2 separate regions of the Homo sapiens genome follow, and region 2 is linked to region 1. Evidence: chromatin loops called from intact Hi-C (ENCODE). Cell type or tissue: CD4-positive, alpha-beta T cell. All regions are shown on one strand. Each heading gives the region's core, and the rest is flanking DNA. Links, peaks and the distances in the headings are about the cores only.

Region 1 (11,951 bases), core at 3,619-8,618:
CCTGCTGCTCAAGTGTTTATGTAAGATACTTCCTCTTTTGCTCCAAGTAGTTTGATCTGTGGCTCTTACGTATGATGAAGAGAGTCCTAACTAATGCGTAGGATTATTTCAAAATTTCCAAGTACCATTTCAGAGAGGGAGTGAGGAACTGCAGATGAAGGATAGTGTGGGAAATTTAAGAGATTTTTAAAAACTTTGTATAGTCATTATCTATGTGTTGCTATATAACAGATTATCCCCAAACTTGTGGCTTAAACAACAAACACTGCCTGTATCACCGTTTCTGTGGGTCAGACATTCAGGAGTAGCTTAGCTGATTTGTTCTTGCTCAAAGTCTGTCCTGAGATTTTAGCTGTGATGTTGACCGGGGCTGTCATCATCTTAAGGCTCAACTGGCTCTGGAGGAGCCACTTCCAAGATGGTTCACTAATGTGACCGTTGAAGAGGGGCCTGAGTTATTCGCTAGCACTTGGCAGGAGTCCTCAGTCTCTTGCCACGTGGGCCTTCCATGATGCTGCTTAAGTGTTCTCAAGGCATGGCAGCTAGCACCCTTTAATGTGAGTGATCTCAGAAACAGAGGACAAAGGAAGCCATAGACATTTTATAACCTAGTCTTGGAAGTGAGCCATCATCACTTCTGCCTTATTCTATTTGTTAGAAGCAAGTCACTAAGTCCAGCTCCATCTCTTGAAGGGAGAAGTAGCAAAAAATTGTGGACATATAGTTGACCCTTGAATAACTTAGGGGTTAGGAATACTGACCCACCATGAAGTAGAAAATCTGCATATAACTTTTGCCTCCCCCCAAATTTAACTACTAATCATCTACTGTTGACCAGAAGCCTTAGAGATAACATAAACTGTTAATTAACACATATTTTGTATGTAACATGTATTATAGACAGTATTCTTACAATACAGTAAATTATGAAAAGAAAATGTTAATGAGAAAACTGGGCAGGTGTAGTGGCTCATTCCTGTAATCCCAGCACTTTGAGAGGCCCAGGCAGGATTGTATGAGGACTGGAGTTCAAGACCAGCCTTGGCAACATAGTGAGACTCCATCTCTACAAAAAATTTTTAAAAAAATTAGCTGGGCATGGTGGCATGCACCTGTGGTCCTAGCTACTTGGGAGGTTGAGACAAGAGGAACCCTTGAGCCCAGGAGTTTGAGGCTGCAGTGAGCTGTGATCATGCCACAGCCTCAGCAACAGAGTGAGATCCTATCTCAATTAAAAAAAAAAATCTTCTCACACCTGTAATCCCAGCACTTTGGGAGGCCAAGGTGGGAGGATGACTTGAGCCCAGGAGTTCGAGAGCAGCCTGGGCAATATGAAGAGATCCCATTCCTACAAAAATTTTGCAAATTAGGCATGTGTGGTGGTGTACACTTGCGGCCCTGGCTACTCCAAAGGCTGAGATGGAAGGATTGCTTGAGCTAGGGAAGGTGAGGCTGAAGTGAACTATGATTGCGCCACTGCACTCTAGCCTGGGTGACAGAGCAAGATCCTGTCTTAAAAAAAAAAAAGTCATAAGGAAGAGAAAATATATTTACTATTTATTAAGGGGAAGTGGATCATCATATAAGCCTTCATCCTCACTGTCTTCACATTGAGTAGGTTGAGGAGGAAGATAAAGAGTAGGGGCTGGTCTTGCTGTCTCAGAGGTGGCAGAGGCAGAAGAAAATTCATGTATAAGTTGACCCAGGCCATTCAAATCCATGTTGTTCAAGGGTCAACTGTATTTGAAAAACACAATGTCATTCCTCCATGGGTTATAAAGGTCACGTTAGCCCCGGTACTCCATCCAGACCACCATTCCACCTGAATTTACAACCTTCCTTCTTGGGAGGATCCTAATGTCAGTCTTTATGCACTCACTACTCCTCATGTCAGGAATTACACCCATGTTTGCCAGTCACGAAACCTGCATGTTGGTCATGGCCAAGGCTGGAAGGCCTGATGAATTGTAACATTTCCTCCAGATCCCAGACAAACCTCAGATGGGTTGCCCCAGACCTCATCACTGACCCATATCCTTCACATGATGGCAGCAGATACTATGCGCACACTTCACAGGAGTCCCTCGTTTACACCAGTCATGGTGTTCAGCAGGGAGATGCCTCACCCCTGTGACTACCCAGCCATTTGATTTCTGTCTATTGTCTGCAGTCTGTCTCCTGATTTGGAAGGAACAGTTGAGGCATTCTGACTCTGTATTTAACTGTTCTCTGCCACCGTCCGCTGATTGATGACTATACATAAAGTGTCAACTGGATACTCAATGGTACACATCTTCCTACTAACAACTCCCCTAGTGCTTTCATCTTGCCTTTTATAAGTCTGCATCCAACTTGTTACACTCTAACACCCCAACAGAACAACTATGGTTTCTGTATCTCCCTGCTTCTCTGCACCCACTTCCTCCACTAACATCCTAGCGGCCAGGCCATACAAGACAAACTATTTTCTGCTGGTCTTGACATTAAGGTAACCAGAGCCAGGCCATGTGGGAGATCATAAGCACAGGACACATCCAGCTCTCCTTTTAGCAAGCAACCCATTCATCTCCAACCCACTCAGAGAACAATGACATAGGCTTGTTGAGAATAAAAGAGGCCCTTAACCCCATGGCCCTCTGACACCAGCTGTCCCCACCTTGTCAATCCACCTCATCTTTCTGACAGCAAGGCCAATCCTGAATCGTTCATATGGTCCAGCAACTAAAGGGTTAATTGGGTGATTGGGGGAGGGGCTAAAGGAGCTGTTTTTCCACCTTGTCTCCTTCTACCTATGAGGAGGGGCTGCAGGAAGGGAAAGAAATTGACCTCCTCAACGACTTCCTTCCAGTTCACAGACAGAACTGTTTCAGTTCTGTTACCTAGGTCTCTTTTCTTCTCAGGGATGATATTTAAAAGATTAACAACCAGTGGCTGGGCGCCATGGCTCACTCCTGTAATCCCAGCACTTTGGGAGTCCTAGGCAGGTGGATCACCTGAGGTCAAGAGTTCAAGACCAGCCTGGGCAACATGGCAAAACCCCATCTCTACCAAAAAAAAAAAAAAAAAACTTATCCGGGTGTGGTGGTGTGCGCCTGTAGTCCCAGCTACTCAGGAGGCTGAGGTGGGATGATGGCCTGAGCCCAGCAGGTGGAGGTTGCAGTGAGCTGAGATCCTACCACTCACTGCACTCCTGCCTGGGCGATAGAGCCAGACTTTGTCTCAAAAATAAATAAATAAGCCGGGCACAGTGGCTCATCTTGTAATCCCAGCACTTCGGGAGGCAGAGGCAGGCGGATCACCTGAGGTCAGGAGTTCAACACAAGCCTGGTCAAGATGGTGAAACCCCATCTCTACTAAAAATACAAAAATTAGCCAGGCATGGTGGCACATGCCTGTAATCCCTGCTACTCAGGAGGCTGAGGCAGGAGAATCGCTTGAACCCGGGAGGCGGAGGCTGCAGTGAGCCAAGATCGCGCCACTGCACTACAGCCTGGGTGACAGAGTGAGACTCCATCTCAAAATAAATAAATAAATAAATAATTATAAATAAGGCTGGGCGCTGTGGCTCACACCTGTAATCCTAGCACTTGTGGGAGGCCGAGGTGGGCAGATCACCTGAGGTCAGGAGTTCGAGATCAGCCTGGCAGACATGACAAATCCTGGCTCTACTAAAAATGCAAAAATTAGCTGGGGATGGTGGCCTGTGTCTGTGGTCCCAATTACTGGGTGGCTGAGGCAGGAGAATCACTTGAACCCAGGAGGGGAGGCGGAGGTTGCAGTGAGCCGAGATCACACCACTGCCCTCCAGCCTGGGTGACAGAGGGAGGCTCCGTCTCAAAATAAATAAATAAATAAATGAAGGAATTCCTAATGCTAAATGCCACATAATCAAACTGAAATTTTATAGAAGTATGTGAATCCCCTAACAGACCAGTTTTTCCTGCAAACAGGAGATTCATAGCAACCATTCAGAAAGGGCCCAGTTAACCCCAGTCAGCATAAGGAAGGCCCCCTCTGCTTTAATCCTTAAAAGAAAAGTAACCTGATGTTAATCAATCTATTTTTGCTATTGTTTGGTTCTCTTGTTCCCACCTTTAAAAACCCACTGTTCTGCCACATGCTGTTAGTCTACTTTATAGAAGTTTTTACTATTTTGTACCTGCTTCTCCAACTCATAATGTTACACAGCCTCTCCAGGTTGTAGCCCAAGAAGCAGCCTGCTCTTTCTCGTTCTCTCTCTTTCTTCCTTCTCTCTTTCATTCCTTTTCTCTCTTTCTCACTTCCCTCCCTCCCTTCCTCCCTTCCTTCCTTGGGTCTCGCTCTGTCGCCCAAGCTGGAGTACACTGCCCCAATCATAGCTCACTGCAGCCTCGACCTCCCCGGCCCAAGCGATCCTTCCGCCTCTGCCTCCACAGTAGCTAGGACTACAGGCGTGCACCACCAAGCTCAGCTAATGCTCTTTCTGGTCTGAGTTTTGACCCTCATCCTAACCTGTTGTTCTTTGAGTACACTCTGGGCCTTGATGCGTTGGGTCATTCCTGCTTTCCCAGGTGGTAACCGTTCCTGGGCAGGGATTTTAGTTTTCCTTGGAATCTTGCCCTCCTCACTATCCTGCCCACAACCTTCTACCCCTAGCTTCTGGGATCTCAGCTAGGAGCCATGCTATCCCCAACTCTCCCTCTACAGGGACGTGGGACGGGAGAGCTTTTATGAAGCACAGTAGTGAAAAGACCAAAAGATTTGGATTCAGTGGCTATTCCAGTTACTGACTCTATTTCCTTGGGCAACTCAAATCAATGCATGGCAGCCAGTGTGTTATGAGCTACCGGAAGTATACAGAAAAGTACCAGAAAAAATACAAGCATTATCATCAGTCGCTGTCAATTAAATAACTCTGTTACATTTCAACAGTGTTCGTAACCACTTGACATTGATGTATTTGTGTAATTTCTATTATCTGTTTTTCCCACAAAGCTGTAGCTCCATCCAAAGTGGGCAACTGAGTGTCTTGGTCAGTCATGTGCAGCCTGATGACCCTTGAACAGTTGCAAAAGTGCGCCTAGGGCTTGTAGCATTTACTTAAAAGGGGATAATAAACTCTCACGGCCAGTGCTGGGCTTATTGCCTTGTTTGGGAATTTCTCCATTCAAGGGTTTTATGTTTGGGGATGTGCTGGCCCTATTTTTTTGTTTGTTTGTTTTTTGAGACGGAGTCTGGCTCTGTCTCCCAGGCTGGAGTGCAGTGGCACGATCTCGGCTCACTGCAACCTCCGCCTCCCAGGTTCAAACGATTCTCCTGCCTCAGCCGCCGAAGTAGCTGCGATTACAGGCGCCGCGCCACCACACCCAGCTACTTTTTTTTTATTTTTAGTAGACACGGGGTTTCACCGTGTTAGCCACCGATCTCCTGACCTCGTGATCCGCCCACCTCGGCTTCCCAAAGTTCTGGGATTACAGGCGTGAGCCACCGCGCCAGGCCGCTGGCTCTATTTTCACCGCTAGCTTTGGATCCCTTTCTTCCCTGAAGGAAAAGAGGCCTCCAGGGCAGCCGTGCAGAACCGATGGGAGGGATGTAGGATAATACGCCAAAGCCGATAGAGTTCTGGAGCGCGCCTGGGCATCAGAGCGTGGAAGACAAGTGTCCGCGGAAGGAGGCGAAGGATGCTGGACAAGCCCCGCCGCCCGCCGCCCGCCGCCCGCCGCCCGCCGCCCGCCGCCCGCCGCCAGCGGCCCTGGGCCCAGGGAGAAGCAGAGATGTTGGCCCTCCCAGTTTCCTAGAGAGGCCGCAGAGGGCCCGGGGAGGCGACGCGCGTGCGCAACTGGGGAAGCTGGGAGGTAGGCGCGGGGCGGTCGGCTGCGGTGGCGGCGTTTGGATGATTGTCTCTCGGCGGCGGAGTCGGTGAGCGGCCCGGCGGGGCGCGGGGTGCGGAGCGGGGGCGGCTGTGCGTGCGAGAGTGGCAGGTGAGGCCGGGCCTGGAGGCTGCACCCGGGGCGGGGGTCTGGCCGTGGATCCCGCCCGGCCGCGCCGAGGGCATACCTCTTCGCCCCCCGGGCGTCTGGGGCAGAGAATCTGGAAAATTCCCGGTTTCTTCTGGCTTTATCTTTTCACCCAATTATGCGAATAAAGCGTACTTATTAGAGACAATTAGATAAGTGGAAGAAAAGTGAAAGTAGCCACCGTCCGGAAATCTTAGTCTCCAGGTCTCCTGACATTGAAAACATCTGGCATAGACTTCTCCCTTTTTCTTGTCTTATTTCACTTCCTGGCACCTGTCGCCGTCTAACATAGCATGTATTTGTTTATTGGTTATCTTCCCATAAGCCCCTTGCCAGGGCAGTGCTTTCTGTTTGCTTTATTAACTGCTGTTACCTTAGTGTATGGGAAATAGTAGGTGCTCCTAGAAGGTGTTTGTTAAATTAATGAAAGAAGGAATATCTAAACTGGGAGACAAGAAGAATTGACAGTTTTTAATGTCTTTTTTTTTTTTTTAAATAGCCCATTGCCAAGTTAAGAATGTAAGAGTGACCTTGAGCCTGGAACATTTCCTTGCAGAGTTAGAGCCCTCACAGCCTGTGCTGCTGCATTTAATGCCTTGTGTCTTTCAGTGTTTCAGGCTTCATGTGTACTCCTTTGTTGTGTTTAATCTCTTAAGTCAGTGGCCTTCATTCATTCTCTCAGCCTTCTGTATTTCACACCCCATAGGAGTGGGGAGGGTGGATTGAGATCTTTCTTCCTTACTAAGTGGGGTGTGTGCATCACACCAGCCCTATAGCTGTGGAGTGGATCTGCTGGGTGTGGGGGCTCTTTGCATTGCAGGAGGCTGGATCTTGTTCCCTGTTTCTCCTTTTGCTGTAAGTATACGCTGTACCTCTTGGGGCCTGATGTGGTTGGTATCTGTCCTCAGCGACCTCAAATCATGTGCTATCCCTTCCTTGGATGGCCTTTTAATCTTGGCAGCACAGCCTGGCCACCTGGTGAATAGTGGAACAGTCATGGTGATGCATAAGGATCTAGTATGTTCCTTTTAGGTGCTGTATGGTATTTCATCCTATAAAAATGCTACTTTTATTTAGCCATATTGATGGACAAGTAGGTTAAATCCAGTATTATGTTATTACAGAGAATATTTTAGTAAATACCTGTGTAAATGTCTGAATACCCGTGCAAGTGTTTTTCAGGGCAGATTCTTACAAGTTAAATTCCTGTAGCGTAAGGAATATGTCTTTTTAGTTTTACTGTGGACTTTCAAACTATCCTTCCTGTTGGCTATTACATTTCCACATCTATTAGTGGTTTGTGTTTGGTGTTTTTTTCTTTTGCTTTTCTTTTGGACAGAGATTTTTTTCATATTGATGTATTCAAATATATTCACTCTTTTCATTTTGTTGTCTTAAGAAATTCTTGGTTACACCAGGGTTCTTAGAGTCTTTATGGTTTTTTTCTTTTTTTTTTTTGAGACAGAGTCTCACTCTGTGTCACCCAGGCTGGAGTGCAGTGGCACAATCTTGGATCACTGCAGCCTCTGCCTCCTGGGTTCAAGCAATTCTCTGCCTCAGCCTCCCGAGTATCTGAGATTACAGGCGCCTGCCACCACATCTGGCTTTTTTTTTTTTTAAAGTAGAGATGGGATTTCACCATCTTGGTTAGGTTGGTCTTGAACTCCTGACCTTGTGATCCACCCACCTTGGCCTCCCAAAGAGCTGGGATTACAGGCGTGAGCCACCGCACCCAGCCTTTTAGCTTTGTTTTTTAAGTTTCTTTATTTTTTGTGTGATTTTACTTACTATTTTTATTTGCCTAGCCAATTGTCCCAACACAATTCATTGACTAGTTTAATTTTTCCCACTGACTTGTAATGCTACTGTTACCAACTCTCAAGGGAAGTCGTTTGACTTCAGTGGGTCCTTTACCTGCCTGGTGGTGTTCATGCCAATAAAATGAGACCAAGTTTCGTTAAGCAGTGCAGAAACTTTATTTGTTGATGAAGGAATGGAGAAGGAAAAGCTCATGCTCAAAGTACCCTCCTCTGGGTGTGGTGAAGAGGGATTTTTAAGGTCTCTTAGGGCATGTAGTGGGGCAGAGATCCTGGAAAGAGGTGGGGCCCTATGGGAAGAACTGGAGTGTGCTCAGTCTCATTCTTTTTTCTTTCTTTCTTTCTTTTTTTTTCTTTTGCGATGGAGTTTTGCTCTTGTTGCCCAGGCTGGAGTGCAATGGCTTGATCTTGGCTCACCGCAACCTCCGCCTCCCAGGTTCAAGCAGTTCTCCTGTCTCAGCCCCCCAAATAGCTGGGATTACAGGCATGTACCACATGCCTGGCTAATTTAGTATTTTTAATAGAGACGGGGTTTCTCCATGTTGGTCAGGAGGGTCTTGAACTCCTGACCTCAGGTGATCCACCCGCCTTGGCCTCCCAAAGTGCTGGGATTACAGACGTGAGCCACCGCGCCTGGCCAGTCTCATTGTTTCTTTTGTACCCAGCACTATATGTGCCTAGCAAGTGTATTTCTCCCTTCTAGGTGGAGATTTTAATATGGTAATGAAGCAAGGATTCAGGCCTGGGTAGCACTGCTGAGCTAAGTTCTCCTTTGTGGTTACTGATATTTAGCCTTTTTCTCTCTAAGCAAGCACAGCTGCTGGCACAGGTTAATTTTACAGGTTCTGGGGCTCTTTTTAAAAGAAGGTCTTGCTGCTATAAGTAGACAGAGAGGGCCTCCAGGGATCATAGGAATTTAATCAACTTGAGCAGTCAGCCAGTTTTACAGCCTTCTGCCCTGCAGCCTGTTTCTTCCTAAACCCTGTGTGGATTGCAGTCACCTAGTTAGTTAAAACCAGCCCCAGGCCGGGCGTGGTGGCTCACACCTGTAATCCCAGCACTTTGGGAGGCTGAGGCGGGTGGATCACAAGGTCAGGAGATTGAGACCATCCTTGCTAACACGGTGAAACCCTGTCTCTACTAAAAATACAAAAAAATTAGCCGGGCGTGGTGGCAGGCGCCTGTAGTCTCAGCTACTCAGGAGGCTGAGGCAGGAGAATAGTGTGAACCTGGGAGGCAGAGCTTGCAGTGAGCCGAGATTGCGCCACTGCACTCCAGCCTGGGCGACAGAGTGAGACTCTCTCTCAAAAAAACAAAAACAAAAACAAAAAAAAACCCCAGCTCCTGACAGACCCCAGCAACTTATAGATGAACCTGAGTGAACTTTTCTCATTACCATGCTAAAGTCTCCACCCGGGGAGTAGCTATAGCTTCATTACCATAACACATGACTTATGTGCTGGCATAATGACTCACTGCGTCTGTACCACTGGGACCCCTCCTATACATGGGATGATGTAGCCTCTCGCCTCTCCATTGCTCCATAAAATTCTCCTATTACTTTCCCTTGGAGAGATGCTGCTTTGGAAAATACTCCCAGTGTCCTCCTTACTTACACCAAGTAATAAAACTCCTATTGATCTAAACTTGCATTCTCACAAACAGTCGTTTGTTACTCGCCAGGTGAATGAACCTCATTTTTTTTTTTTAGGTAACACTGTGGTGACACTATCTCTGTCATGCATCAAACTTATAAAATTGGCTGGGCATGGTGGTGCATGCCTGTAATCCCAGCTACTTGGAAGGCTGAGGCTGGAGAATCACTTGAATCCAGGAGACGGAGGTTGCAGTGAGCAGAGATTGCACCACTGCACTCCAGACTGGGCAACACGGCAAGACTCCGTCTCCATAGAAACAAAAAAACAAAACTTACATATGTGTATAAGCCTGTGTCAGGATTCTGTACTTTTCCTTTTATCTACAGTTTGCATATTTATATTTCTTCAGTAATATATGCTGTTTCAAGTACTACAGCTTTATATTAAGCCTTATTGTCTGGTAGAACAAAACTTTCCACATCTAAAAAGTTTTCTTAACTATTATTTTTCTCATTCATTTGAATTTTAGAGTATGCTTATCAAGCTCTATGAAAAATTACATTGTAGTTGGCTGGGATTTTGTTGACTTTGCATGTTAATTTAGAAAAAACTGACATCTTGAAGGAGTGTTTTCCCATACAAAATGTATTTATATCTGTTATGTCTTTAGGCAGAGTTTTCTATTTATCCACTAAGGTCTTGTACATTTTTTATTGGCTTTATTTCTGAGTACTTTATATTTTTGTTGCTATTGTTTTAATTCATTTTCTGATTGGTTGCTATTGTGTTGGAAAGTTATTGAGTATATATTGATTATATATTCAATCTCCTGAATGTCTTATGACGTTCTGTTTTTTTGGTTCATTCTGTTTAATTTTTTAGGTGATGTTTCATATCATTCATGCGTATATTTGCTTTGCATCTTTCTTGTCTATTTTCTGCATTTTTTTTTCTGGTCTAATTACATTGTCTAGGATTACAATGTTTGTTCCTATTTTTAATTGCAAAGGTTTTTATGTCTTTACCATTTAGTGTCACGTCTGTTGGAGATTTCTTTCGTCTATTCTGCATGTCAGTTTAAGGATGTCTCTATTCCTGGATTGTTAAGAGTGTGCACAAAAAGAAGATATAGTTATTTAATTTTAAGAGAATACCAATACTGTAAATAGCTTTATGCCAATAAATATGAAAAGCTGGATGAATACTTGGATTGTTTCTTCCTTTTTACTATTATGTGTAATGCTGCTATGAACATTTGTGTATGAGTTTTTGTATGGACATCTATTTTCTTTTATCTTGGGTGTATATATATATAGGAGTAGAATTGCTAGGTCAATTAGTAAATGTATGTTTAACTTCGTGAGGAACTGTCAGACTGTTTTCATAAGTGTATGCATCAATTTACATTTCCACCAGCAGTGGATAAAGTTTCAATATCTCCACATTCTCACTGATTTTTTATTTATTTTTTTGAGACAGAGTCTTGCTCTGTCCCCCAGGCTGGAATGCAGTGGTGTGATCTTGGCTTACTGTAGCCTCGACCTTCCAGGCCCAGGCCATCTTCCCACATCAGCCTCCTGGGTAGCTGGGACCACAGGTGCATGCCACCAGGCCCAGTTAATTTTTTGTATTTTTTGTAGAGAGAGGATTTTGCCATGTTGCCCAGGCTGGCCTTGAACTCCTGGACTCAAGCAATCCACTCACCTTGGCCTCCCATGATTGCTTGTTATTATCGGATTTTTGTTCTAGCCACCTTACTGGGTGTGAAGTACTATCTTATTGTTCGGTTAATCTGCATTCCCTGATGACTATCCTGTGTACTTATTAGACATTTTAATATTTTCTTTGGAGAAATGTCAATTCAGACCCTTTGGCCATTTTCATTTTTATTTTTGAGATGGAGTCTCATTCTGTCACTCAGGCTGGAGTGTAGTGGCGCAATCTCAGCTCCCTGCAACCTCTGCCTCCTGGGTTCAAATAATTCTACTGCCTCAGCCTCCTGAGTAGCTGGGATTACAGGTGCCTGCCACCATGCCCAGCTAATTTTTGTATTTTTAGTAGAGACGAGGTTTCGCCATGTTGGCCTGGCTGGTCTCAAACTCCTGACCTCAGGTGATCTGCCTGCCTCAGCCTCCCAAAGTGCTGGGATTATAGGCGTGAACCACTGTGCCCTGGCCCTATTTTAAAATTTGTTATTTTTTTCTTTTTATTATTGAGTTGTAATATATAAAGAATATAAATATATATTCTCTCTATATAAAGAATATATATATATTAAAGAATATAAATATATTATTTATATATTCCAGATACAAGTCTTTATCAGATACATGATTTGCCAGTGTTTTCTTCCAGTCTGTGGATGGCTTTTCACTTTCTTCTTCTTTTCTTTTATGCACAAGAGGTTTTCCTTTTGGTAAAGTCCAATTTATTTATTTTTTATTATTTTTTCCTTGTTTTAATATGATTTTGGTGTTTACAAATCCGTTGTCATAAAGGTATAAGTCACAAAGACTTCTACACAGGTTTCTTGTAAGAGT
Region 2 (11,951 bases), core at 3,323-8,322, 350 kb before region 1:
AAGGCCATATATTGATGTTGTATAATCCATTTATATGAAATGTCCACAACAGGCAAATCTATAGACAGAAAGTGGATCCTTGATTGCCATGGGCCTGGGGGAGGATGGAATACAAAATGACTGCTAATGGGTATGAGAATTTCTTTTGGAGTGATAAAAATGTTCTGGAATTAGCTAGCGGTAATGGTCGAAAACTTTGTGAATCTACTAAAATACTACTGAATTGCACACTTTTAAAAAGAGTAAGTTAAAAAATAAAATTAAACGAAAGGAATGACCTATCAGGCCTTTGAACCTGGATGTCAAATTGCCAGCTCCAAGCAAACAAAGTTCAATCCATCATCCAAGATGCACACCAAAAAGACAAATATTGATATAGTATTGATATAGTTTATTCTTATCAATAAACCTCTGAAATGAGGAAAATAAATACAGTGAACGTTTCCTCAACTTTTTAGATGACTATAGAGTTGTATCTTCCTGCTTTTTGAAGAATGACTGATCTTCCTCTTAGAAAAAATCTTACATCTTGTACAAATATACGTCTTCTACAAATACATCTTGTACATCTTGTACAAATACAGGCATATTTGTTGAATTGAGTGATAGGGTTCCACGTCAACACCAACCATCTCTATGCATTAAGCAAGTGTCTGGATGGGAGGCCAGGTCCTCTCAGGACAATGCTTGCTCCAAGATGGACTTCTTTCTGCCCTTTTCACTAACTGCCCAGGGAGGCCGACCACCAGCTATCAGCAGCCTTCAGGTCTGGCCTTGGCTGGGTGTCTGACCCATATGGTGAACACACCCTGGAAAGCCTTGAATATCCTTCAGCTTCTTCACTGGTAGAATGGTGGGGTCAGACTAGATCAGGGAGATCAACACTAGAGCCCCTAAGAAAAGGTAGGTGGCTGGTGACCAAAGGGTTCTGAGGTTTGGGCATGCTGAGTCACAGTATGGAACAGGCCCCTTACTGCAGGGCCTCTCTGAGTTTTCAGGTGTTGGTGTGGGAAGCAGGACAGAGGTAGGGACTGAGCTGAGCCCAGTCAGATCGGGCTGACATTGTGGTTCTGGCACTCCTCAGCTGTGTGATGTCAGGCAAATTATTCCACTTCCCCAAGCCTTAGTTTCCTCACCTCTAATACAGGAACAAGAGTAACTCCCTCACGGGTTGGCTGGGAGGCAATGTGTCAAAGTGGAGCTAAATGATTAACATTCTGTGAATTACAGCTTTGTCCTGGCCCCCATGGGAGCTCAAGGGTTTTGAAGAGCAGGAGTTTGCCAGCGAGAGGTGAAGGTAAAGGGAACCCAAGGCAAGGGTAAGAGCAAGTACAAAACATGTTGGCAGGACTGGACATGGTGGATTTGAGAATGGCTGACCTGCAGATGTCTGGGGGGACTCAGCATGGTGGGGCTAGCATGAGGGAGATGGGTACTAAGGAGTCATTGCGGAAGAGAACTCTTGTTGGAGTGGTGGGCTAGGGCCAGATCCCCATCAGAAGGAGCCGTGGAATGGTTTTAGTAAGCTCATTCTGTCAATTGTGCTGACCACAGTAAGGGAGGAGAGCAATGAAGGTGCTACATGGGCGAGGAGGAGGGTCTGGACAAGACCCTTCGCTCTCCTAGCCTCCTGGCTACCAGGTCCCTCTCAACTGCAGGAAATGTATGAAGAAGACTTGGGGCCAGAGATCAGACTCAGGAGAGCTGAGAGGGCCCTCGGACACCCCAGGGGAGAAGTGAGGCAGGTAAGTGCCGGGCTTCAGGCTCTGTGCTGGGAAAGTGTGCAGGCAGCACACAGCCCACTTTGAACTAGGAATTACATTCACATGGTCTAAGATACAAAAAGAACAAGGGGGCCAGGTGCAGTGGCTCACGCCTGTAATCCCAGCACTTTGGGAGGCTGAGGCGGGCAGATCACGAGGTCAGGAGATCGAGACTATCCTGGATAACATGGTGAAACCCCATCTCTACTAAAAATAAAAAAAATTAGCTGGGCATGGTGGCGGGTGCCTGTAGTCCCAGCTACTCGGGAAGCTGAGGCAGGAGAATGGCGCGAACCCGGGAGGCAGAGCTTGCCGTGAGCTGAGATTGCGCCACTGCACTCCAGCCTGGGTGACAGAGCGAGACTGTCTCAAAAAAAAAAAACCCAAAAAAACAAAAAAACAAAAAACAAAAAAAAACCAAAGGGGAATCTGAGAAAGAAAAGCAAATGACAGAAGAGCCCTAAAGGTAAACGCTAGAGGAACAGAGTGGCAGGGAATGGAGGGACCTCTGAACCACTTTCTTTCCCAAGTAAAACAAGGTCTCCAAAGGGAGGTCAAACTTTTCTCCTTGAGAGCACCAGGAGAATGAACAGACCCTGTGCAGTTCAAAGAGCCTTAGCCTGTGTGACCTCAGGAAGTAACCACAAGATCAAGCTCTAGCAGGTGTCAGAGCAACCGAAGCCACAAGGCTTCTGTACCTGCCTCACTCTCCTGCCTCCTCCACATTGGGATTTCAGCTCACTCTGGCTCCCTCTTACTCCAAAGGGAAGGAAAGAATTAAGATACCGTACCTGGTAGTTTTAACTTACAAAAAACGTATTTATTAATCCAGTTTTCCTCTTCTTGCCATAATACATAAGCATGACACAGATGGCCTGATACATCAGCATGGAACTGTCAGAAAGCCCCACCAGTCACTGCTTCTAGAGTTACATGACTGGCTTTTGTTTGGCAACAGGACAATAATTACAGCGTGGTTTCAAGTACCATACACAAAGCAGACCAACCCCAGGATCTCCAGCATCTGCGAAGGCTCACTGGGGTAGGCCTGGGAGGAAGAATCCAAAGCACTGTACAGATGATCAAAACACTTCCGGTAGAACACTGCTGCAGCTGCACCTCTCCTTACAGAGCCAGAGCCTGCTCCATCAGAGGCCTGCTTCCCTTGGCTGATGGTCAGAAGGCTGCACAACTGGATCGCCCTAGGATACAGTCCCACATGACATCCCAAGGCTGGGCCACCATCATGATCTTTCCAGCTGGTCCGTCTAGCCAAGTGGTGCTACTGCTGCTTGTGTGGAAGGGGCTTCCAGGTGGGTGGGAGCTTCCTGTGGATTAGGGTGAGTCCGCAGAGAATAAGGAACACTCCTCCCCACCACAAGACCTCCTGGCACTCTCCATACAGCACATAGCCCAGGAAGGCCTGCGAGACAAAGATAGCTGTGAGGGACTCAACTTCAGCAGGTGGGCACAACCTCACTCTCCTGGGACTGACTTCCTTCTAAGGGTGCCAGGAGGAAAGGTCTGGAGCCAGAAGCCTTGGGCTTGAAACCTAGCTGTCACCTTCATCAAGTCACTCTATTCAATCTCCCCTGCATGAGTGGAGAGGCTACCTCCCTCACTGCACTGGACCTCAGCAAAGTACACAAGAAAGACCCAGCAGATGCCAGCAGGTAGACACAGCAGGTACATGGTATTTGTTTCTCCCTCAACTCAAGATTGACTACGCTCAGCTCCATCTTGTCAACCTCAGACTACACAGGGCAGAAAAGTTTCTGGGAATCCCAACCCTCTAAATGCCATGGAGCCTTGAGTACACAGAACCCTAGGAAACAGCTAGGATGCACAGTGACTTCAGAATGAGGGCTCCACCCTGGAGGAACAGCAAGCAAGTAGGCTTTTTACTGTCAGGCTTCACTCATATCTAACTTAAGAATTCTTCCATGATTAGAATTACATTTGCTCCATGAATAGAGCACTCATCCAGGGGTCAAGCCACAGCCCAACCTCTGCTTCAGTTCCTGTCCTTTCTCCTGTCTGGGAAAGGAGGGGTTATCCAAAGACAACTCACCCAGAACCCAGATTTAGGACAAGAGCACCACACCCTCAGGCTACTCACCGAGCTGAGGATATTTGAAAAAGTCACTGTGACAGATGCAATGGCTGAAGACATGGAGAAACTGAGGCCCCGGCTAAAGAAGGTCCACATCAGAGAATTGGTGCTCGCCATCACAATAATGCCTAAGACGCATAAACCCATGCTCACCTGCAGGAGAAAGTGTCACTGCAGCCACGTCCACCCTGGGCAGCAACCTGCAGACCCCCTCAAAGCACACCCAGGACTGTGGTTGCTGGCACCCAGGCTCCTACTGAGCTCCCACTACAGCTCAGAGGGCCTCAGAGCTTTCCTGCACAGGGCTTCACTTAACCCTCAGTGGGCAGCAGACCCATCTTACAAATAAAGCAAATTCAGAGAAGATACTCATTTGGCCACCTTGCTGGCCATATGATCTTGGGAAGAAGCAAAATGCTAATCCAAAGCCAGTATTTTCTACTGAACACCGGCCCCTTATTGGTCCCACAATGACCAGTGCTTGAAGATCAGTCCCAGAGGGCCAAGTAGTTCTTACTCCGTAGGTAGTAAGCCTAGGGTAGAGTTCTTATTTCTTGAGATCAGGCAAAGCATGAATTAGCAATGTCTGCTCTGTATTCCCACCCCCAAATCCTATACAAGTTACAGCCCACTAAGGCTGACCCCCTCTGGGTATTCTTGAGCTTTTACTCTGTGTTAGGTCCTGGGCTGTGTTTAAGCATTCTCATTTATTCCTTAACTTCATTTTACAGATAAAGAGCCAGGGGCATTAAGTAACCTTCCTAAAGTGCTACAGCGGTGAGAGCCACCAGGCTTCACAAGCAGGCAGTGTACCTCCATGCTCTTAACTAGGGCACAGCCTTGCCTGAGGGAAACACCACCTCAGACTATTTAGTGATCCCAGACATCCCTTGGAGAACTTGCAGGTATTTTCTTTCTTTTTTTTTAAAGGAGAAAGTCTCAAGAGAAGAGAAGATCTTTAGAAGCCTCCTACACAAAGGATATGCAGTCCCCCTTGCTTGGTGGTGAGTTAGAAACCTGCCTGGAGACAAGGCGGCGGGGGGGGGGGGTGCGGAATCTAAATATACTTATTACTTGTAATGGTTTCTCAGCAGCTGAACACATAGTGTCTTGAGAAAAAGGTGCTTGCTTATAACTTACACCAGGGTGTTCAATTTTTTGGCTTCCCTGGGCCACACTGGAAGAACTGTCTTGGGTCACACATATAATACACTAACACTAATGATATATGATGAGCTAAAAAAAAAATAATAAATCGCAAAAAAATTCATGTTTTAAATTTGCAAATTTGCGTTGGGCCGCGAGTTGGACAACCTTGTCTTACACAAAGCAGCATATGGGCCAGTGGCAACCTGCTTAAAGGGTTATGAAGGTCTAGTTCCTGACAACAAACTTCACGGCCCATACAAAGTTATTCATTTTACTTTCGACCACTTACCCCATGAACTACACCCAATGGGATACTAACCTGAAGCATGGCAGCTACTACTGGATTAGCCCTAAATAGGCTTAACCCTAAATAATCAGTGACCACTGTCCAGGTCAGAGGCTAACCTTGGGCTGCAGACGCAATGAAACCCCTATAGCAAGCAGAGGCTGGTCTACGACGTGGGAGGGAGAGGCAGAGATACACCTTAGCAGACGCCAGGATGCAAGTTTAGGAGTTCTCAGCGTCAGGAAAACATCCAGAACGTCTCTGTCAGTATCCTCTTATGCCTACAGTATCCCAAACTCCCAATTTTCCTGGTAGTGGGGCAGACTGGTCATCTGGTCACAACACCCGTTAATTACGGAGTAAAGGGATGGGCAAGAGGCTTCTCACCTTAAGAGTCACGTGGAGAGAAATGCTCAGGCACAAGGGACTTAAAATGAGAGGTAGAGGGTGGATGTAGGAGGTGTAGTTCTTCCCCGAGAGCGAACTAGCCCAACCGGAGAAAAGGTTTTAGGTCCCTGGTAAGGGAAGAGGCCTCAGTCCCCGACGTCTCTTACCACCTACACTGGACGAGGGTTTGGCGTGATTAGAGGCGAAACACTCTCTGCCACCCCAGCTGACCGCAGCGCCGCCCGCGGCCCGGGGCCCCGGCGGGACAGACCGGCGAGGGTGCGGCGGCGCCCTGCGCCCACCCCCGCCCCACCCCAAGAGCCCCGCGGGCCCCGCAGCGCCCCTCCTCCGCCCAGCGGCGCCCCGCCCGCCCGCCCGCAGCAGCAGCACCAACAGCGCCCCGGGCTCGACCTCGCTGCCGAAGGCCAGCTTGGCGGAGGCGGCGGCCAGGGCCCCGAACGCGCCGGCGCACAGACAGTTGAATACGCCCCAAAAGCGGCGCCGCATCGCACCCGCCTGGAGGTGCGGAGGGAATTCCGCGGGGGTGTCAGGGTACGCGGTCGCGGACACGGCGCCGCCCGGAGGCCCCGGCCTCTCGGCCATGTTGCCTGCTGACACCGTGCCTGGCACCCGCTGCCCGCAGGGCAGAGCGCGCGCCGCGATTGGATGGCAGCCTCACGTGACGCGACGCTCCTGTGACGCCACGCTCCGGCAGGCCCCTTGGGAATCGCTCTCCGGCGCCTCGGAGGGGGCGGGCCAGGTGGCAGAGACCCTGGGCTGTGGCGGCCTCCGGCCTAACCTGTAGTAGGTTTGTGCTCTGGGGAGGACGTCGGGACCCGAGGCCTGAGGCCAAGCCGGGTACTGTGGACGCTGTGGTAGAAGGTAAACTTCTCGCGGCTTAGCCGTCTCCATCCCGGCCACCCGGCTCCCGGTGAAACTTATTAAAGATGCCTAACGGGCCCCGCGCCGGCCCACCGAGTCCATCCACGTCGACCAGGCTTCTCCGCTCCACCCTCCAGCCTGAGGACCGCCGGACCAAGAGATGCCTCGGCAGAGGGCGCTGGGGACCTCCAGACCCAGAAAGACGCCAGAGCCCCATATGGGGACAAGCGCATCACAGAAAACCGAAAAAATGAGGATCTGCGATGAGAGGAAGACAATGATCCATAATCAAGCCACGCAGAATCAACATGACTTCTAATCTCCTGTTATACTTACGTATGTTTAGAATGTTTCCGGCTGGGCGTGGTGGCTCATGCCTGTAATCCCAGCACTTTGGGAGGCCGAGGCGGGTGGATCACCTGAGGTCGGGAGTTCGAGACCAGCCTGACCAACATAGAGAAACCCCGTCTCTACTAAAAATACAAAATTAGCCGGGCGTGGTGGTGCATGCCTGTAATCCCAGCTACTCGGGAGGCCGAGGCAGGAGAAGCGCTTGAACCTGGGAGGTGAAGGTTGTGGTGAGCTGAGATCATGCCATTGCACTCCAGCCTGGCCAACAAGAGTGAACTCCGTCTCAAAAAATAAAAATAAAAATAAAATGTTCCCATTTAAAAAGTACACGTCCTTGAAAATAAAGTGTTGAAATGTATAAAGTGCTATTTCCACTCTCCAGGAAAATCAGTGTTAATAGAGCATTTTTCTATATGTCTATTTAGTTATATATAGTTAAAATGTTAAAAAAATTATAGAATATGTATATGCATTTTTTAAACAAAAATGATTTCACAGTTGAACATACTGTTTAGCAGCATTCTTTTTGTATCTTCTGTTTAGCAAGTTTTTATGGAAGTCCTTCCACACCATGCTGCTTCTCTCACAGGGTGGTTTTGTGGCTCAAATAAAAGCACGGATAAGGCCAGGCACGGTGGCTCACGCCTGTAATCCCAGCACTTTGGGAGGCCAAAGGTGGGTGGATTACGAGGTCAGGAGTTCAAGACCAGATTGGTCAAGATGGTGAAACTCCATCTCTACTAAAAATACAAAAAAAATTAGCTGGGTGTGGTGGCGGGCACCTGTATTCCCAGCTACTTGGGAAGCTGAGGCAGAGAATTGTTTGAACCCAGGAGGCAGAGGTTGCAGTGAGCCGAAATTGCACCACTGCCCTCCAGCCTGGGTGACAGAGTAAGGCTCTGTCTCAAAAAAAAACACGGATAATTTCAGTAACGCCAATATGGTACAAACTGTCCCATTTTGCAGATGAGGAAATTGAGGCTCAGAGGTCTCACTGCACCACTCCATTGAGTAAGGAGCTGCTCAAAGATGATACCCTCTGAAAGCTCTTATCAGGAAATCAAGAGGTGTTGCATTGATCAACTCTGCATGCTTTAAAGAATGTAAAGCAAATTTTCTTAGAACAAACGATGCCTCTACTAGCACTAAAGGTTAAGCATCTCAGAGCCACCTCCTCTGTAAAGCCGTCTCTGCTACTCCCCTACCTTTGTACCAGTCCTGTGGTTGTTCCTCTGGTTGTCTGTTTCTCTGCTAGCCTGCAAGCTCCTTGAGGGCAGGGACTACATCGTTGTTAATCTCCAGGTCCCCAGCCCTGGTGATGATGGCTGAAGTGATGCCATCCTCAGACACTGCTGGGAAGTGATTTCTGCCTCTAAGAAACTCCTGTGTACACACATCACCTAGGGATCTTGCTAAGATGAAGATTCTCATTAGGTCTAGAGCTAGACTGAATTTTGTTTGTTTTTAGAGGGAGACAGAGTCTCTCTGTCACCCAGGCTAGAGTGCAATGGTGTAATCATGGCTCACTTCAGCCTTGAGCTCCCAGGCTGAAGCCATCCTCTCAGCTCAGCCTCCTGAGTAACTAAGACTACAGGCAGGTACCATCAAGCCCAGATTATATATATATGTATTTTTTGAGACAGGGTCCTGCTCTGTCTGCCAGGCTGGAGTACAGTGGTGGATCATAGCTCACTGCAGCCTCAACCTGCTGGGCTCAAGTGATTCTCCCACTTCAGCTTCCTGAGTAGCAGGGACTATGGGTGCATCATGCCTGGCTAATTTTTGTATTTTTTGTATAGACAGGATTTTGACATGTGGCCCAGGCTGGTCTTGAACCCCTGGGCCCAAGTGATCCACCCACCTTGGCCTCCCAAAGTGCTGGGATTACGGACATGAGCCACCGCACCCAAGCCGCCAGCTCCAAAAATTAGATTCCAGCCCTCAAAACCCACAACAGGACCTAATTAACCTCGCCTTCAAGGTGTACAATAATAGAGTAAAGGCAGCCAAGTAGCAATGTTTTTCTGAGTTGCAATTAGTTGCCTCCACTGTGAGAGAAACCCCAGCCACATCTCCAGCACACAAGAACTTCAAAACGTCTGAACCGCAGTGGCCAGGCTTTCCTCCAGGACCGCCTCCCACAGGAGCTTGCTTAAAGTGCCATAAATCTGGCCACTGGGCCAAGAAATGCCCACAGCCCTGGGATTCCTCCTAAGCCGTGTCCCAACTGTGCGGGACCCCACTGGAAATCAGACTGTCCAGCTTGCCCTGCAGCCACTCCCAGAGCCCCTGGAACTCTGGCCCGGGGCTCTCTGACTGACTCCTTCCCATATCTTCTCAGCTTAGCAGCTGAAGACTGATGCTGCCCGATCGCCTTGGAGGCCCCCTGGACCGTCACGGACACCGAGCTTCGGGTAACTTTTACAGTGGAGGATAAGTCCATCCCCTTCTTAATCAATACAGAGGCTACCAACTCCACATTATCTTCTTTTCAAGGGCCTGTTTCCCTTGCCTCCATAACTGTTGTGGGTATTGACGGCTAGGCTTCTAAACCTCTTAAAACTCCCCAACTCTGGTGCCAACTTGGACAACGTTCTTTAATGCACTCCTTTTTAGTTATCCCCACTTGCCCAGTTCCCTTATTAGGCTGAAATATTTAACCAAATTATCTGCTTCCCTGATTATTCCTGGACTACAGCCACATCTCATTGCCACCCTTCTTCCCAACCGAAAGCCTCCTTTGTGTCTTCCTCTCGTATCCCCCCCACCTTAACCCACAAGTATGGGACACCTCCACTCCCTCCCTGGCAACCCATCACACGCGCATTACTATCCCATTAAAACCTAATCACCCTTACCCTGCTCAATGCCAGTATCCCATCCCACAACAGGCTTTAAGGGGATTAAAGCCTGTTATCACTCGCCTGCTACAGCATGGGCTTCTAAAACCTATAAACTCTCCTTACAATTCTCCCATTTTACCTATTCAAAAACCGGACAAGTCTTACAGGTTAGTTCAGGATCTGCGCCTTATCAACCAAATTATTTTGCCTATCCACCCTGTAGTGCCCAACCTGTACACTCTTTAGTCCTCAATACCTTCCTCCACAACTCACTATTCCATTCTTGATCTTAAAGATGCTTTTTTCACTATTCCCCTACACCCCTCGTCCCAGCCTCTGCTTTTACCTGGACTGACCCTGACACCCATCAGTCCCAGCAGCTTACCTGGGCTGTACTGCCGCAAGGCTTCAGGGACAGCACTCATTACTTCAGCCAAGCTCTTTCTCTTGATTTACTTTCTTTCCACCCTTCTGCTTCTCACCTTATTCAATATATTGATGACCTTCTACTTTGTAGCCCCTCCTTTGAATCTTCTCAACAGGACACCCTCCTGCTCCTTCAACATTTATTCTCCAAGGGATATTGGGTATCCCCCTCCAAAGCTCAATTTCTTCTCCATCCGTTACCTACCTCGGCATAATTCTTCATAAAAACATACGTGCTCTCTCTGCCGATCATGTCTGACTGATCTCTCAAACCCCAACCCCTTCTACAAAACAACAACTCCTTTCCTTCCTGGACATGGTTGGATACTTTCGACTTTGGATACCTGGTTTTGCCATCCTAACAAAACCGTTAAATAAACTCACAAAAGGAAATCTAGCCGACCCTATAGATCCTAAATCTTTTCCCCACTCCTCTTTCCGTTCCTTGAAGACAGCTTTAGAGACTGCTCCTGCACTAGCTCTCTGTGACTCATCCCAACCCTTTTCATTACACACAGCCAAAGTGCAGGGCTGTGCAGTCGGAATTCTTACACAAGGACCAGGACCGCGCCCCATAGCCTTTTTGTCCAAACAACTTGACCTTACTGTTTTAGGCTGGCCATTATGTCTCCGTGCAGCGGCTGCTGCTGCCCTAATACTTTTAGAGGCCCTAAAAATCACAAACTATGCTCAACTCACTTTCTACAGTTCTCATAATTTCCAAAATCTATTTTCTTCCTCCCACTTGATGCATATACTTTCTGCTTCCCGACTCCTTCAGCTATCCTCACTCTTTGTTGAGTCTCCCACAGTTACCATTTTTCTGGCCCGGACTTCAGTCCGGCCTCCCACATTATTCTGGATACCAAACTAGACCCCCATGACTGTATCTCTCTGATCCACCTGACATTCACTCCATTTCCCTATATTTCCTTCTTTCCTGTTCCTCATCCTGATCACACTTGGTTTACTGATGGCAGTTCCACCAGGCCTAATTGCCACTCACCAGCAAAACAGGCTATGCTGTAGTATCTTCCACATCTATCATTGAGGCTACCGCTCTGCCCTCCTCCACTACCTCTCAGCAAGCCGAACTCACTGCCTTAACTCAGGCCCTCACTCTTGCAAAAGGACTACGTGTCAGTATTTATACTGACTCTATGCCTTCCATATCCTGCACCACCATGCTGTTATATGGGCAGAAAGAGGTTTCCTCACTACGCAAGGGTCCTCCATCATTAAGGCCTCCTTAATAAAAACTCTTCTCAAGGCCGCTTTACTTCCAAAGGAAGCTGGAGTCATACACTGCAAGGGCCACCAAAAGGCATCAGATCCTATCGCTCAGGGCAATGCTTATGCTGATAAGGTAGCTAAAGAAGCACCTAGCCTTCCAACTTCTGTCCCTCATGGCCAGTTTTTCTCCGTCTCATCAGTCACTCCCACCTACTTTCCCACTGAAACTTCCACCTGTCAGTCTCTCCCCACACAAGGCAAATGGTTCTTGGACCAAGAAAAATATCTCCTTCCAGCCTCACAGGCCCATTCTATTCTATCGTCATTTCATAACCTCTTCCATGTAGGTTACAAGCCGCTAACCCGCCTCTTAGAACCTCTCATTTCCTTTCCATCGTGGAAATCTGTCCTCAAAGAAATCACTTCTCAGTGTTCCATCTGCTATTCTGCTACTCCGCAGGGATTGTTCAGGCCCCCTCCCTTCCCTACACATCAAGTTTGGGGATTTGCCCCTGCCC

Evidence for each region. A loop is a pair of places that touch in the nucleus more often than their neighbours do. Peaks named below come from ENCODE experiments on the same cell type or tissue, not always from the same donor. Only the 100,000 strongest peaks of a DNase experiment are listed, where the experiment ranks them.
Region 2: a loop joins it to region 1, with 5 times the contacts of the local background. A loop is called at or near these places in 10 of 110 quality-filtered maps.

What each region holds. Positions count from the first base shown.
Region 1 is chr3:44,504,500-44,516,450 of GRCh38, reverse strand. It overlaps ZNF852 (zinc finger protein 852), which reads left to right and starts at 5,834. Exons shown (of 4, transcript NM_001423469.1): 1 at 5,834-5,898. RefSeq lists enhancers at 5,380-5,439, 4,898-5,674, 5,675-6,451 and silencers at 5,660-5,709, 5,840-5,899, 5,910-6,069. In CD4-positive, alpha-beta T cell, for the core only: no CTCF peak of the experiment used is centred there; DNase peaks (open chromatin) are centred at 5,350, 5,810 and 6,220; H3K4me3 peaks cover 2,079 bases; H3K27ac peaks cover 1,172 bases.
Region 2 is chr3:44,856,275-44,868,225 of GRCh38, reverse strand. TMEM42 (transmembrane protein 42) reads right to left here and starts at 6,314. Exons shown (of 3, transcript NM_144638.3): 1 at 6,110-6,314; 2 at 3,883-4,029; 3 at 2,562-3,186. The coding sequence starts at 6,301. The coding sequence ends at 3,046. It overlaps MIR564 (microRNA 564), which reads right to left and starts at 6,338; the gene lies at 6,245-6,338. It also overlaps a transcript of KIF15 not described here. RefSeq lists silencers at 5,805-5,854, 6,185-6,234 and an enhancer at 6,265-6,854. In CD4-positive, alpha-beta T cell, for the core only: no CTCF peak of the experiment used is centred there; a DNase peak (open chromatin) is centred at 6,365; H3K4me3 peaks cover 1,784 bases; H3K27ac peaks cover 1,017 bases.